Regions from separate parts of the Homo sapiens genome. Here region 1 is linked to region 2. A link is an interaction called in ENCODE POLR2A ChIA-PET data of the cell type or tissue named here. Cell type or tissue: A673. All regions are shown on one strand. Each heading gives the region's core, and the rest is flanking DNA. Links, peaks and the distances in the headings are about the cores only. Region 1 has its middle 6.8 kb from the start of ABCG4. Region 2 holds the start of HYOU1-AS1 (HYOU1 antisense RNA 1).

The links. Peaks named below come from ENCODE experiments on the same cell type or tissue, not always from the same donor. Only the 100,000 strongest peaks of a DNase experiment are listed, where the experiment ranks them.
Region 1: POLR2A ChIA-PET joins it to region 2 with 12 read pairs; 4 of 35 experiments call an interaction of 5 or more read pairs at or near these places.

What each region holds. Positions count from the first base shown.
Region 1 is chr11:119,138,067-119,146,516 of GRCh38, reverse strand. No RefSeq gene overlaps it. Among named protein-coding and RNA genes, the nearest start is that of ABCG4, 6.8 kb to the left of the region's middle. In A673, for the core only: a CTCF peak has its summit at 1,452; a DNase peak (open chromatin) is centred at 1,486.
Region 2 is chr11:119,037,467-119,045,338 of GRCh38, reverse strand. It overlaps HYOU1 (hypoxia up-regulated 1), which reads left to right. Exons shown (of 26, transcript NM_006389.5): 26 at 1-1,151. It overlaps HYOU1-AS1 (HYOU1 antisense RNA 1), which reads right to left and starts at 1,151. Exons shown (of 2, transcript NR_186315.1): 1 at 594-1,151. In A673, for the core only: a CTCF peak has its summit at 436; no DNase peak of the experiment used is centred there.

The DNA of each region.
Region 1 (8,450 bases), core at 1,216-6,215, 100 kb before region 2:
ATCTCTGAGTAAGGGGCTAGGCCAGTCTTTCTCCACTACATTCCTAGAACTTGGACACAGAAATTGCAGTCAAAACTGGGTGTGGTGGCTCATGCCTGTAATCCCAGCACTTTGGGAAGCTCAGGCAGGAGGATTGCTTGAGCCCAGGATTTTGAGACCAGCCTAGGCAATGTAAGGAGACCCTCTCTATACAAAAAAAAAATTAAAAAATTAAAAATTAAAAAAAAGAAAATGCACTCCATAAATACCCATTGACTGAACAGTCTAACCAGTCCTTGTAACAATGTTATGAAGTCAGTATTATTCTTCCATGTTTTAGATAAGGAACTGAAGCTCAGAAATGTTAAGTACAAGTATGAAGTACATAGCTAGTGTGATGGATGTAGGTATTCAAATCCAGGTCTCAGTGATTCTAAACCATGGCTTTATCTACGATGTCAAACTTCCTCATTACCTATTGTCACCTTCCCACTTTATAAAGCAGATTTTCTCAGTTGCCCTGAACAGACCTTTCTCATTCTAGGATATAGAACCTTTCCAGCCTTCCAGAGGTCCTAGCACAGACCTTCTCCATCCTAGAGATACTCCCCACTCCCACCACATATCCCCCAAGATGGACCGTTGATTCCTGAGAACACACACTTCCAACTCCTAGAGTAGACCTTGTAACTCAAGAGCAGTGGTCCTCAAATTTGAGCGCACATCCAAATCATCTAGAGAGCTTGTTAAAACACAGATTAGATTACTGGGCTCCACTCCCAGAGTTTCTGATTCAGTATCTGGGGTGGAGCCAGAGAATTTACATCTCTAATAAGTTCTCAAGTGATGCTGATGCTGCTAGTCCAGGGACCACCTTCTGAGAACCATTGCTTAAAAGAACCTTCTTTGCTTAGTCTAGACCTCCCATCCCCAGAACAAACCCTCTATTTCTCACCAGACTTTCCCTCAACGTCCAGGTGGATCCTCCCCTATTCCTCCAAACAGACCTCCTCCCATTCCCTGAGACGGATTCTCCCCTTTCTCTAGGATTCTCCCAACTCCCACCCCAGATCTCCTCACCCCCACCATCAGGACAGAGCCTCCATCCAGGGCATGTTTCCCTAGGCCCAGACATGTAAGGGTTGATGATAACTGGCTTAAGAGGAGCAAGGCAGAAGCAGAAAATTCCCATCTCAGCTTAGTGCCAGGAGCTAATCTAACAGACACAGGCTGCTGTGGGCAGGGATTTGTGGGAGAAGCAGTTGTTAAGCAGCTTTGTGGGCCTATGGAAAAAAAGGAGGGTTAACAGGGTCCTGTGGGAGCTGGAAAGGAATTCGACTGGGGGGATATTGGAACTGACCAGTTCTGCTTCCACCATCCCAGGTCTCTCTTCCACTGTGCCTCCCTTGCCCACCATGACGGTCTGTCACCTCTGGACAGAATGGTTTTAAAGTGTATTTGTTAATGAAGGCCCCTCTGCTGGTCACTTGGAGAGATGCAGCCCAGGACCAGGAAGGAGGGGTGGATAAAGAGGAGACTGACTACAAACCCCCACCCTGCCCCACCCACTCAGCTGGCTTCAGGGTTCCTGCCGGTACGCAGCAGCAAAGCTCTCCAGTCCTCCTGTGGCTCCCCAAGGCAGAAAGGAAAAATGTGCATAGGCGCTGGAGTGGAGGCCGTGGAGGGGTAACTATTGATTGCCTCTCCCGACCCCTCAGAGACTAGACAGAGTCTCTGCTGTTGCTGTTGCATTTTTAAAAAATTATAGGCTGGGCGCAGTGGCTCACGCCTGTAATCCCAGCACTCTGGGAGGCTGAGGCGGATGGATCACCTGAAATCAGGAGTTCAAGACCAGCCTGGTCAACATGGTGAAACACTGTCTCTACTAAAAATACAAAAATTAGCCAGGTGTGGTGGCACATGCCTGTAATTCCAGCTACTTGGGAGGCTGAGGTAGGAGAATCACTTGAACCTGGGAGGCAGAGGTTGCAGTGAGCAGAGATCGCGCCACTGCATTCCAGGCTGGATGACAAGAGTGAAACTCCATCTCAAAAAAAAAATTATAATAACAACAAAACAAAATCAAGCAATTTTGAAGTGAATTTTAAAAGTGCAGTGTTGCCGGGCGCTGTGGCTCACGCCTCTAATCCCAGCACTTCGGGAGGCCAAGACGGGTGGATCACAAGGTCAGGAGGTCGAGACCATCCTGGCTAACATGGTGAAACCCCGTCTCTACTAAAAATACAAAAAATTAGCCGGGCGTGGTGGTGGGCGCCTGTAGTCCCAGCTACTCAGGCGGCTGAGGCAGGAGAATGGCATGAACCCAGGAGGCGGAGCTTGCAGTGAGCCAAGATCGTGCCACTGCACTCCAGCTTGGGCCACAGAGCAAGACTCTGTCTCAAAAAAAAAAAAAAAAATGAAATAAAAATAAAATAGAAGTGCAGTGTTTGTCTCTCCCTCTCTCTCCTGCTATGTACCACCATTTCCTTTGATAATTATGTACCACCATTTCCTTTGATAAGAAGAAACTGGGGTTCTCCAAAGCTGCAGAATGCCAAGGGTCTCTGCCGAAGTCTCTTATCTCTTTTTCTTCCTTCTCTTAAAACTTGAACTCACACCACACCTCTTGGCTGTATCTTTTGGGTGGAACCAGCCTTACAGATCAGGTGTCTCCCCAGCTTTTCTCTGGGCCCTGTTCTCCTACCCCTAATACTGGGTTGAGAATACACAGAAATACACAAACTCAGTTTCTCTTACTATACTCTCACAACACTCTTCTGATGCCAGATGTGTGGGTGTTTTGCCCCACACTTTAAGCAAGCAATCAATTCTGCAGTGGACGCCAGCTGGTTGTCCTCTAATTCAATTCAATTCCAACACTACCTGCCTGGAGATAGTGTCAGATGCCACAGGTTGAGGGCTCAGTCCCACAGACTACCCCCCACTTCCAATGCTAATCACAAGCCGCAGGTTGTTTCTGTTCATGCTTCTGACCAACTGGCTATAAATCAGGGTTCCCTCAACTCCCTCACTGGGTTTGATTAATTTGCTAGAGTGGCTAATAGAACTTGGGGAAACACTTTACTTACACTTATCAGCTTATTATAAATGATATTACACAGAATACAGACAAAGAGAGGCAATGGGTGAGGCATGTGGGAAGAGGAGAGAAGTGGAGAACTTCCTTTTTTTTTTTTTTTTTTTTTAGACGGAGTCTAGTTCTGTCGCCCAGGGTGGAGTGCAGTGGCGCGATCTTGGCTCACTGCGAGCTCCGCCTCCCAAGTTCACGCCATTCTCCTCCCTCAGCCTCCCGAGCAGCTGGGACTACAGGCGCCTGCCACCATGCCCAGCTAATTTTTTTGTATTTTTAGTAGAGACGGGGTTTCACCGTGTTAGCCAGGATGGTCTTGATCTCTTGACCTTTTGATCCGCCCGCCTCGGCCTCCCAAAGTGCTGGGATTACAGGTGTGAGCCACCGCGCCCGGGCTTCTTTTTTTTTTTTGAGACGAAGCCTTGCTCTGTCGCCCAGGCTAGAGTGCAGTGGTGTGATCTCAGCTCACTGCAACCTCCGCCTCCCGTGTTCAAATGATTCTCCTGTCTCAGCCTCATGAGTAGCTGGGATTACAGGTGCATGCCGCCACGCCCGGCTAATTTTTGTATTTTAGTAGAGACGGGGTTTCACTGTGTTGCTCAGGCTGGTCTCGAACTCCTGAGCTCAGGCAATCCGCCCACCTCAGCCTCCCAAAGTGCTAGGATTACAGGCGTGAGCCACCGCGCCCGGTAAGAGGGTGGAGAACTTCTATGCACTCTCCAAGAACCCTCCAGGAACTCCAGGAACCTCCACATGTTCAGCTATCCAGAAGCTCTCTGAACCTCCTTTGAGTTTTTATGGAGGCTCATTACATAGGCATGGTTGATTAAATCATTGGTCATTGGTGATCAACTCAACCTTCAGCCCCTCTCCCCTTCCTGGTGGTTGTGGGGTGGGGCTGAAAGTCTCACCCTTCTAATTCTGCCTTGGTCTTTCCAATGATCAGCGCCCATCCTGAAGCTACCTAGGTGCTGCCAGCCCTCAATCAACTCATTGGGTCACAAAAAGACACTTACACTGTGAAGAGTCCAAGGATTTTAGAAGTTGTATGCCAGGAAATGAGGAAAAGACCAAATATTGTACATTTGTACAGTCGTCCCTCAGTATCTGTGGGAGATTGGTTCCAGGACTCCCCTTGGATATCAAAGTCCACAGATGTTCAAGTCCCAATATAAAATGGTATAGTATTTCCACATAACCCGTGCACAGCCTCCCATATACTTTATATTTTTTTAATTTCATGTATTAAAGCAGACTTTATAGTAGTTTTGATCTGATCTTTGAAAGCTGGCTTTGAATTCCCTGCACACATACATAAATATTACGTATAATATTTATATATTATATATACTTATATAAAAACATATACTTATATATTTTATATATACTTATATATTATATATACTTATACATACATAAGTATATACTTACATATTTATATATACTTAAATATATACTTATATATCATATATACTTATATATAATATATATATATATATTTTGAGACAGTCTTATTGTGTCACCCAGGCTGGAATGCAATGGTGTGATCTCGGCTCACTGCGATCTCAGCTCACTGTGATCTCTACCTCCTGGGCTCAAGCAATCCTCCTGCCTCAGCCTCCTGAGTAGCTGGGATCACAGGCACGTGCCGCCATGCCCAGCTAAGTTTTGAATCTTTAGTAGAGACGGGGTTTTGCCATAATGGCCAGGCTGGTCTTGAACTCCTCAAGTGATCTGCCCACTTCAGCCTCCCAAAGTGCTAGGATTACAGGCATGAGCCACTGCACCCGGCCCTTCCCATATACTTTAAATCGTCTCTAGATTAGTTATAATACGTAATACTATGTAAATGCTATGTGAATAGTTGTTATACTATTCTGTATATTTTTAGGGAATAATGACAAGAAAAAAAAGTCTGTACACGTTCAATACAGATGCACCTGCCATTTTTTTTCCTGAATATTTTCAATCCGAAGTTGGTTGAATCCATGGATGTGAAACCCACGGATATGGAGGGCCACCTGATATGTTTCACAGTATCATAAAGATCCACGTCACTGATGGGTGGGTCAGAAAGGTCACTCCTAGTAGGCATTCAAAATGCCTTATTTCTCTTGGTCTATTCTACTCCAGTGACCTGTCTCCCTTTAGCAGCCTACTTCCCTGTGGACGTACTCTAGACTCTGAATAGCTCCATTTAAAAATGTCCCCTTTCTGGGAACGCTAGTACACTGTTGGTAGAAATGTAAATTAGTACAACCACTGTAAAAAACAGTATGGGACGGGCACGGTGGCTCACGCTTGTGGTCCCAGCACTTTGGGATGCCGAGGCAGGCAGATCACTTGAGGTGAGGAGTTCAAGACCAGCCTGGCCAACATGGTGAAACTCCGTCTCTACTAAAAATACAAAAAATTAGCCGGGCATGGTGGCACGTGCCTGTAATCCAAGCTACTTGGGAGGCTGAGGCAAGAGAATTGCTTGAGCCCAGGAGATAGAGCTTGCAGCGAGCCAAGATTGTGCCACTGCACCCCGGCCTGGGCGACAGAGTGAGAATCCGTCTCAAAAAAAAAAAATCAGTATGAAAGTTTCTCAAAAAACTAAAAATAGACCTACCATATGATCCGGCAATCCCACTGCTGGGTATATATCCAAAAGAAAGGAAATCAGTATATCGGGGAGATATCTGCACTCCCATGTTCATTGCAGTACTATTCACAATAGCCAAGAAATGGAATCAACTTCAGTGTCCATCAGTGGATGAATGGATAAAGAAAATATAGTACATACACACAGTGGAATATTATTCAGCTATAAAAAAGAATGAAATTTGTCCAGGCACGGCAGCTCACGCCTGTAACCCCAGCACTGTGGGAGGCCGAGGCGGGTGGATCACCTGAGGTCAGGAGTTCGAGACCAGCCTGGCCAACATGGTGAAACCCCATCTCTACTAAAAATACAAAAATTAGCTGGGCGTGGTGGTGCGCACTTATAATCCCAGCTCCCTGGGAGGCTGAGGCAGGAGAATTGCTTGAACCCGGGAGGTGGAGGTTGCAGTGAGCCGAGATCGTGCCACTGCGCCACTGCACCCTGTCCTGGGCAACAGAGCCAGACTCTTGTCTCAAAAATAAAAATAAAAATAGGGCGCAGTGGCTCATGCCTGTAATCCCAGCACTTTGGGAGGCCGAGGCGGGCGGATCACCTGAGGTCAGGAGTTCGAGACCAGCCTGGCCAACATGGCAAAACCCCGTCTCTATTAAAAATACAAAAAATTAGCTGGGCATGGTAGCAGGTGCCTGTAATCCCAGCTACTTGGGAGGCTGAGGCAGGAGAATTGCTTGAACCTGGGAGATGGAGTTGCAGTGAGCCAAGATCACACCACTGCACTCCAGCCTGGGCTACAGAGCGAGACTCTGTCAAAAAAATAAAAATAAATAAATAAAAAGAATGAAAGTCTGTCATTTGCAGCAACATAGATGGAACTGGAGGACATTGTGTTAAGTGAAATAAGCCAGGCACAGAAAGACAAATATCTCATGTTCTTACTCATATGTGGGAGCTAAAAAAGTTGATCTCATGAAGGTGGAGAGTAGAATGATGGTTACCACAGGCTAGGAAGGGTAGTGAAGTGAAGGGTGGGGGATGAAGAGATTGGTTAATGACTACAAAAATATAGTTAGATGGAAGGAATAAGTTCTAGCATTCTACAGCACAGTAGGGTGATTCTAGTTAACAGCAGCTTATTGTATATTTCTTTTTCTTTTTCCTTTTTTTTTTTTGAAATGGAGTCTCGCCCTGTCATCCAGGCTGTAGTGCAATGGTGCAATCTCAGCTCACTGCAACCTCCGCCTCCTGGGTTCAAGCGATTCTCCTGCCTCAGCCTCCTGAGTAGCTGGGATTACAGGCGAGCGCCACCATGCCCAGCTAATTTTTTGTACCTTTAGTAGAGATGGGATTTCACCATGTTGGCCAGGCTAGTCTCGAGCCCCTGACCTCGTGATCGCCCACCTCGATCTCCCAAGGTGCTGGGATTACAGGAGTGAGCCACTCTGCCTGGCCACTTATTGTATATTTCAAAACAGCTAGAAAAGGATTTGAAATGTTCCCAACACGAAGAAATGATAAATGTTTGAGGTGATGGATATCCTAATTACCTTGATTACACATTGTATGCATGTATCAAAATATCACATATTACCCATAAATATGTATACTTATTATGTATCAATTAAACAAAAGTTCCCTTCTTGACCACAAACTTTCCTTTCTGCCCACTAATCTTCAGAAGCCTCACTGGAACCTCCAGTGGTGTGACTGTAACTGCTGTACTACCTCCAGCTTCCTAGGCCCTCACCGTCCAGTCTGGACTTCATGATCCATCTCTAGCTGCTCTAATTGCCTTGCTCCTTGGCCCTGTGCAACCCATGTCCTGGCCACCACACCATTGCTGTGATACACCCAGTGGTCTGTTTTCTGTTTGTGTTCCAGGGGTGCTCCTGTCTGCTGAAAAAAAAAAAAAATTCTATGGTTGTATTGAAGTTGCCCCTGCCTGATCTTGGTCTTCAATTTCAGCTGGGTCGTCAGGTCTTCTATCTCATTCTTATATCTGTTAATGGCATTTCTAAAATGTGTCAATTTGTATAAATCCTTAATCCAACAGATTATCTTCAATAACTTTAATTCCTACTTTATCAATGAAATAGAGACCACCAAGCATGAAATCCCCCTTATGCCTATGAACAAAATCCATATCCACTCCCATTCCTACCTTCTTCTCTCTACTTCATTCCTTTCCAAGTTTTATTTATCTACTTGTTCTCTATATTCTTCCCACCCCAAATCTAGGGGCTTTACCCTATCAAATATCCTCGCTCCTGTATTTTTCTTTTTTGTTGTTGTTGTTGTTGTTGTTGCTGTTTGTTTTTTTAGACAGAGTCTGGCTCTGTTGCCCAGGCTAAAATGCAGTGGCACGATCACAATTCACTGTAGCCTGGACCTCCCAGGTTCAAGCCATCCTCCCATCTCAGCTTCCCGAGTAGCTGGGATTATAGGCACGTGCCACCATGCCCTGCTTTTTGTAGTTTTTTGTAGTTTGGGTTCTGCCATGCTGCCCTGGCTGGTCTCGAACTCGCGGGCTCAAGCAATCCTCTCACCTCTGCCCCTGCCTCTGCCTCTGCCTCTGCCTCCCAAAGTGCTGGGATTACAGGCATGAGCCACCGCACCAGGCTTCTCTTGTATTTTTGAAATCTTCTCTCACTGGCTTCTTCCCCTTGGCCTCTAGTCTCTTCCCCTCAGGAAATTAGCCTTAAGTTCCACGAGGGTGGGGACATCCCCATTCCTTTCCAAGTTTCATCTACTTTCTTGTCCTCCACATTCCCTCCC
Region 2 (7,872 bases), core at 87-5,086:
ATTTGGGAAAAATCACTATTAATTTCTGAATCCTTTGCCTGTGGGTAGGAAGAGAATGGCTGCCAGTGGCTGATGGGTCCCGGTGATGGGAAGGGTATCAGGTTGCTGGGGAGTTTCCACTCTTCTCTGGTGATTGTTCCTTCCCTCCCTTCCTCTCCCACCATGCGATGAGCATCCTTTCAGGCCAGTGTCTGCAGAGCCTCAGTTACCAGGTTTGGTTTCTGAGTGCCTATCTGTGCTCTTTCCTCCCTCTGCGGGCTTCTCTTGCTCTGAGCCTCCCTTCCCCATTCCCATCCAGCTCCTTTCCCCCTGGGTTTCCTTGGCTTCCTGCAGCAAATTGGGCAGTTCTCTGCCCCTTGCCTAAAAGCCTGTACCTCTGGATTGGCGGAAGTAAATCTGGAAGGATTCTCACTCGTATTTCCCACCCCTAGTGGCCAGAGGAGGGAGGGGCACAGTGAAGAAGGGAGCCCACCACCTCTCCGAAGAGGAAAGCCACGTAGAGTGGTTGGCATGGGGTGCCAGCATCGTGCAAGCTCTGTCATAATCTGCATCTTCCCAGCAGCCTGGTACCCCAGGTTCCTGTAACTCCCTGCCTCCTCCTCTCTTCTGCTGTTCTGCTCCTCCCAGACAGAGCCTTTCCCTCACCCCCTGACCCCCTGGGCTGACCAAAATGTGCTTTCTACTGTGAGTCCCTATCCCAAGATCCTGGGGAAAGGAGAGACCATGGTGTGAATGTAGAGATGCCACCTCCCTCTCTCTGAGGCAGGCCTGTGGATGAAGGAGGAGGGTCAGGGCTGGCCTTCCTCTGTGCATCACTCTGCTAGGTTGGGGGCCCCCGACCCACCATACCTACGCCTAGGGAGCCCGTCCTCCAGTATTCCGTCTGTAGCAGGAGCTAGGGCTGCTGCCTCAGCTCCAAGACAAGAATGAACCTGGCTGTGTCAGTCATTTTGTCTTTTCCTTTTTTTTTTTTTTTTGCCACATTGGCAGAGATGGGACCTAAGGGTCCCACCCCTCACCCCACCCCCACCTCTTCTGTATGTTTGAATTCTTTCAGTAGCTGTTGATGCTGGTTGGACAGGTTTGAGTCAAATTGTACTTTGCTCCATTGTTAATTGAGAAACTGTTTCAATAAAATATTCTTTTCTACAGTTTTTGTGCTGTGAGTTTTTAAAAATAGAAAAATTTTGGGCCAGGCATGGTGGCTCATACCTGTCATCTTAACATTTTGGGAGGCCAAGATGGGAGGATAGCTTGAGGTCGGACCAGCCTGGGCAACAGCAAGACTCTGTCTCAAAAAAAAAAAAAAAAAGTATCTGAGTGTGGGGATGTGTGCCTGTAGACCCAGCTACTTGGGAGACTGAGGCTGGAGGGTGGGTCCCTTGGGCCCAGGACTTCGAGGCTTCAGTGAGCTATGATCGTGCCACTGCACTCCAGCATGTGTGACAGTGAAAACCTCAAAAAGTTTGAATAATTACATCATCAAAATGTTATTGACACTTTGGACTTAGTTGAGATTTGTATATGTATTTTTTTCAAGGAAACAAAATACTGGTTTTATTTTACTGCTAACATTATTTGGACTCCTATATCCCAGGCATTTTTAAGTAACGTACTTTTTTTTTTTTTTTTTCTTTGAGACTGGGTCCTGCTCTGTTGCCCAGGCTGGAGTATAGTAATGCGATCCAGGCTCACTGCAACCTCCGCCTCCCGGGTTCAAGTGATTCTACTGCCCCAGCCTCCTGAGTAGCTGGGATTACAGGCACCTGCCACCATACCCAGCTAAATTTTTTTTGTATTTTAGTAGAGACGGGGTTTCACCATGTTGGCTAAGCTGGTCTGGAACTGACCTGAAGCGATCCACCTGCCTTGGGCTCCCAAAGTGCTGGGTTTACAGGCCTGAGCCACTGGGCCCAGCTGGTAACATTAATTTTTAAAATAGCAACCTCATTGTACAAATAAGATACCAGTTCATAGAGATTTAGCAAGTAATTGGTCCAAGGAATGAATCAATGTTGAGTGCTTCAGCTAGGTTTGAGCTTAATTCTGACCATTCGCCCTTGTTCTTCGTACTTAGCCGTGGGAATGTGTTGGTAGAGACCATTTGTAGCAGTTTCGGTTCATCAGTTTGGGATGCAGCATGCCTAGCCCAAATTTTCTATTACCAAGGGAGGATCCCTCTTGTCACTAATCATGTACATATCTAAGCAGTTGTATACGGTATACAGGGTGTTGCTCTGTCACCCAGGCTGGAGTGCAATGGTGCCATCTTGGCCCACTGCAGCCGCGACCTCCCAGGCTCAAGCAATCCTCCCACCTCAGCCCTGTAGCAGGGACTACCTGGCTAATTTTTGTATTTTCTGGTCGAGACGGGGTTTCACTATGTTGCTCAGGCTGGTCTTGAACTCCTGGACTCAAATGATCTGCTTGCCTTGGCCTCCCAAAGTGCTGGGATTACAGGTATGAGCCACTGAGCTTGGCCCCGTTGTATTTACATTTAATAACCATGAAGGCCCAGCCGGGTGTAGTAGCTCACGCCTGTAGTCCTAGCACTTTGGGAGGCCAAGGCAGGCGGATCATGAGGTCAGGAGATCCGAGACCATCCTGGCTAACACAGTGAAACTCCGTCTCTACTAAAAATACAAAAAATCAGCCGGACATGGTGGCACCCGCCTGTAGTCCCAGCTACTCAGGAGGCTGAGACAGGAAAATCAATTGAACCCGGGAGGATGAGGTTGCAGTGAGCTGAGATCGTGCCACTGCACTCCAGCCTGGGCGACAGCTAGACTCTGTCACACACAAAAAAAATAACCACGAAGGGTTGTCTTTTTTCTCTAAAAGTTGAACAAGTCAGATAAGTTTTGAATGTGGAAGTTTTGGGTTTTTGTTTTTTTTTTTTTGGATGACTTTTAGACAGTTTCAGATTCACAGCAGAATTGAGCAGGAGGTACAGAGTTGCCATATACCTCCTGTCCCCACATACTCAATCTCCCCCAGAGTGGTACATTTGTTACAATCACCCAAAGTTCTGTATGACACCATAATGGTGGGTACATATACATTTGTCAAAACCTATAGAATGTGCAACACCAAGACAACTGAAAGTGTAGACTTTGGGCAAATATGATGAGTCAGTGTAGGTTCCTCAGATGTAACACCTGTAGACCTCTGGTGTGAAGTGTTTATTATGGGGGAAGCTGTGAGTGTATGGAGGAAGGGAATATACGGGAACTCTGTATTTTCCCCTCAATTTTGCTGTGAACCTAAAAGTGCTCTAAAAAAAAAAGGCGAAGCTAAGTGCAGTGACTCATGGCTGTAATACCAGTGTTTGGGGAGGCAGGAGTGGAAGGATCGCTTGAGGCCAGGAGTTTGAGACAACATAGCCAGACCTCATCTCTACAAAAAATAGTAGTCCTAGCTACTCAGGAGGCAGAGGCAGGAGGATCACTTGAAACTAGGAGTTCAAAGCTGCAGTAGATTATGATCGCACCACTGCACTGCAGCCTGGGAGGGAGAGACCCCGACTCAAAAAAAAAAAAAAAAGGCCCGGCGCGCCTTGCCTCAAGCCTGTAATCCCAACACTTTGGGCGGCCGAGGCAGGCGGATCACCTGAAGTCAACAGTTTGAGACCAGCCTGGGCGACAAGAGCGAAACTCTGTCTCAAAAAAAAAAAGGGTGGGGAGGTGGGGGGCAGGCACGGTGGCTCGGGCTAGTAATCCCAGCACCTTGGGAGGCTGAGGCAGGCAGATCACAAGGTCAGAAGTTTGAGACTAGCCTGGCTAACACAGTGAAACCCTGTCTGTACTAAAAATACAAAAATTAGCTTGGCGTGGTGGTGGGCACCTGTAATCCCAGCTACTCAGGAGGCCGAGGAAGGAGAATCACTTGAACCCAGGAGACAGAGGTTGCAGTGCGCCAAGACTGGGCCACGGCACTCCAACCTGGCAACAGAGCAAGACTCCGTCTCAAAAAAAAAAAAAAAAAAAAAAAAAAATCGGGACTAGATGGCTTCACTGGTGAATTCTACCAAATATTTTTAAAATATTTATTTTGGCCAGGGATGGTGGCTCACATCTGTAATCCTAGCACTTTGGGAAGCCGAGGTGAGTGGATTGCCTGAGCTCTGAAGTTTGAGACCACCCTGGGCAACATGGCGAAACACCATGTCTACTAAAATACAAAAAATTAGCCGGGTGTGGTGGTGTGTGCCCGTAGTCCCAGCTACTTAGGAGGCTGAGGCTTGAGAATTACTTGAACCCAGGAGGCAGAAGTTGCAGTGAGCTGAGGTCATGCCACTGCACTCCAGCCTGGGCAACAGAGCGAGACTCTGCCTCAAAAATAAAAATAAAAAATAGCCAGGCCCGGCCGGGCGCAGTGGCTCACACCTGTAATCCCAGCACTTTGGGAGGCCGAGGCGGGCGGATCACCTGAAGTCAGCAGTTCGAGACCAGCCTGGCCAACATGGTGAAACCCAGTCTCTACTAAAAAATACAAAAATTAGCCGGGCTTGGTGGCAGGCGATTTAATCCCAGCTATTTGGGAAGCAGAGGCAGGAGAATCATTTGAACCTGGGAGGCAGAGGTTGCAGTGAGTGGAGATCAAGCCATTGCACTCAAACCTGGGGGATAAGAGCAAGACTTCTCTCAAAAAAAACAAATAGCCAGGCCCAGTGGCTCACGCCTGTAATCCCAGTCAGGATACCTCAGGTCAAGACCAGCCTGGCCAACATGGCAAAACCCCATTTCTACTAAAAATACAAAAAATAGCTGGGCGTAGTGGGGCTGGGCGCAGTGGCTCATGCCTGAAATCCTAGCACTTTGGGAGGCCGAGGCAGGCAGATCACCAGGTCAGGAGATCGAGACCATCCTGTCTAACACGGTGAAACCCCATCTCTACTAAAAATACAAAAAAATTAGCCGGGCATGGTGGCAGGTGCCTGTAGTCCCAGCTACTTGGGAAGGTGAGGCAGGAGAATGGCATGAACTCGGGAGGCGGAGCTTGCAGCAAGCGGAGATCACTCACTGCACTCCAGCCTGGGTGACAGAGCAAGACTCCATCTCAAAAAAAAAAAAAAAATCCTCCTGCCTGTGCCTCCCAGTGTTGGGATTACAAGCATGAGCCATCCTGTTCAGCCAGGGGCTAATTTTGAAACAAGCCAGGAATAAAGACCCAGCTACCTGTGGGGAAAAGAAAGAGAGATCAGATTGGTAATGTGTCTGTATAGAAAGTAGACATAAGAGACTCCATTTTAATCTGTAACCCCACCCCCAACCCTGTGCTCCCTGAGACATGTGCTGTGTCAACTCAGGGTTAAATGGATTAAGGGCTGTGCAAGATGTGCTTTGCTAAACAAATGCTTGAAGGAATCTCAAGTACCCAGGGACACAAAACACTGCGGAAGGCCGCAGGGACCCCTGCCTAGGAAAGCCAGGTACTGTCCAAGGTTTCTCCCCATGTGATAGCCTGAGATATGGCCTCGTGGGAAGGGAAAGACCTGACCGTCCCCCAGCCCGACACCCGTAAAGGGTCTGTGCTGAGGAGGATTAGTAAAAGAGGAAGGAACGCCTCGTTGCAGTTGAGACAAGAGGAAGGCATCTGTCTCCTGCTCGTCCCTGGGCAATGGAATGTCTCGATGTAAAACCCGATTGTATATTCCATCTACTGAGATAGGGGGAAACTGCCTTAGGGCTGCAGGTGGGACATGCGGGCAGCAATACTGCTCTGTAAGGCATTGAGATGTTTATGTGTATACATATCTAAAGCACAGCACTTAATTCTTTACCTTGTTTATGATGCAGAGAACTTTGTTCACGTGTTTACCTGCTGACCTTCTCTCCACTATTATCTTATGATCCTGCCACATCCCCCTCTCCGAGAAACACCCAATAATGATCAATAAATACTAAGGGAACTCAGAGGCCGGCGGGATCCTCCATATGCTGAGCGCCGGTCCCCTGGTCCCCCGATTTCTTTCTCTGTACTTTGTCTGTGTCTCTTTCTTTTCCAAGTCTCTCGTTCCACCTAACAAGGAACACCCACAGGTGTGGAGGAGCAACCCACCCCTTCAGCTACCGAATCCTCCTGTTTAGGGGGAGTCACGACCAATTAATCCAAAACCACCAGGTAGAAGTCAAGATGATGCCAACTGGGCTTCCAGACAAGAAATTACTCAAGAGAGCTATCGGAACAAGACACATAGATACCCTCCTGTACCACTCCCATATGTTTCCCATGCCAAGTTTTTCTTATGAAATCTCTTCACTGAGCCCAAAAAGCTGGAACAGTCTTTTAAAGGCATGAGTCTGGCCATATCTCAACTGTTAGCATTTGATTAATAAAACTGCTCTCTGTAGGCCGGGGGCAGTGGTTCACATCTGTAATCCCAGCACTTTCGGAGGCCAAAGTGGGTGGATCACTTGAGGCCAGGAGTTTGAGACCAGCCTGGCCAACATGGCAAAACTCTGTCTCTACTAAAAATACACAAATTGGCTGGGCGCAGTAGCTCACACCTGTAATCCCAACACTTTGGGAGGCCGAGGCGGGCGGATTACCTGAGGTCAGGAGTTCAAGACCAGTCTGGCCAATATGGTGAAACCCCATCTCTACTAAAAATACAAAAATTAGCCGGGTGTGGTGGCACACGCCTGTAATCCCAGCTACATGGGAGGCTGAGGCAAGAGAATCACTTGAACCCAGGAGGAGGAGGTTGCAGTGAGCCAAGATCTCGCCACTGCACTCCAGCCTGGCAACAGAGCCAGACTCTGTCTCAAAATAAATAAATAAATAAATAAATAAATAAATAAATAAATAAATGAAAAGAAAAAAGAAAAAAAAAGAAAACTAGTGTTGATGAGGCTGTAGAGGAATTAAAACTCTCACATGGCTGGGCGTGGTTGCTCACGCCTGTAATCCCAGCACTATGGGAGGCTGAGGCGAGAGGATTACTTGAGCCCAAGAGCTCGAGACCAGTCTGGGCAACAATAGTGAGACCCCCATCTCTACAAAAAATAAAAATAAAAAATTAGCCAAGCATGGCAGCTGGGATTATTCTGGTGGTTACTCTTTAATGATTAAGACCTATTCTTATGTTTATTTTTCTGTCAATTCCTTAAGCTTTCAAAATTTATATTATCCCCCTTTACCAAGTAAATTCCTCAGTGTTAATTTATCAAGTTACCTCTCCCATGTTGATACCATCTCTAATTTTCTTTTTTTTTTTTTTTTGAGACGGAGTTTCGCTCTTGTTGCCCAGGCTGGAGTGCAATGGTGTGATCTTGGCTCACCGCAACCTCCGCCTCCCAGGTTCAAGCAATTCTCCTACCTCAGCCTCCCGAGTAGCTGGGATTACAGGCATGCACCAGCATACCTGGCTAATTTTGTATTTTTAGTAGAGACGGGGTTTCACTGTGTTAGCCAGGATGGTCTCGATCTCCTGACCTCGTGATCCACCCACTTCGGCCTTCCAAAGTGCTAGGATTACAGGCGTGAGCCTCCGCGCCCGGCCTAATTTTCTTTCTTTTCTTTTTTTTTTTTTTTGAGACGGAGTCTCACTCTGTCGTCCAGGCTTTAGTGCAGTGGCGCGATCTTGGCTCACTGCAAGCTCCGCCTCCCAGGTTCATGCCATTCTTCTGCCTCAGCCTCCCGAGTAGCTGGGATTACAGGTGCCTGCCACCAAGCCCGGCTAATTTTTTTTTTTTTGTATTTTTAGTAGAGACGGGGTTTCACCGTGTTAGCCAGGATGTTCTCGATCTCCTGACCTCGTGATCCACCTGCCTCAGCCTCCCAAAGTGCTGGGATTACAGGCGTGAGCCACCACGCCTAGCAGTTTTATTTTCTTAAATGACATTTTCTTTTTTCTTTTCTTTCTTTTTT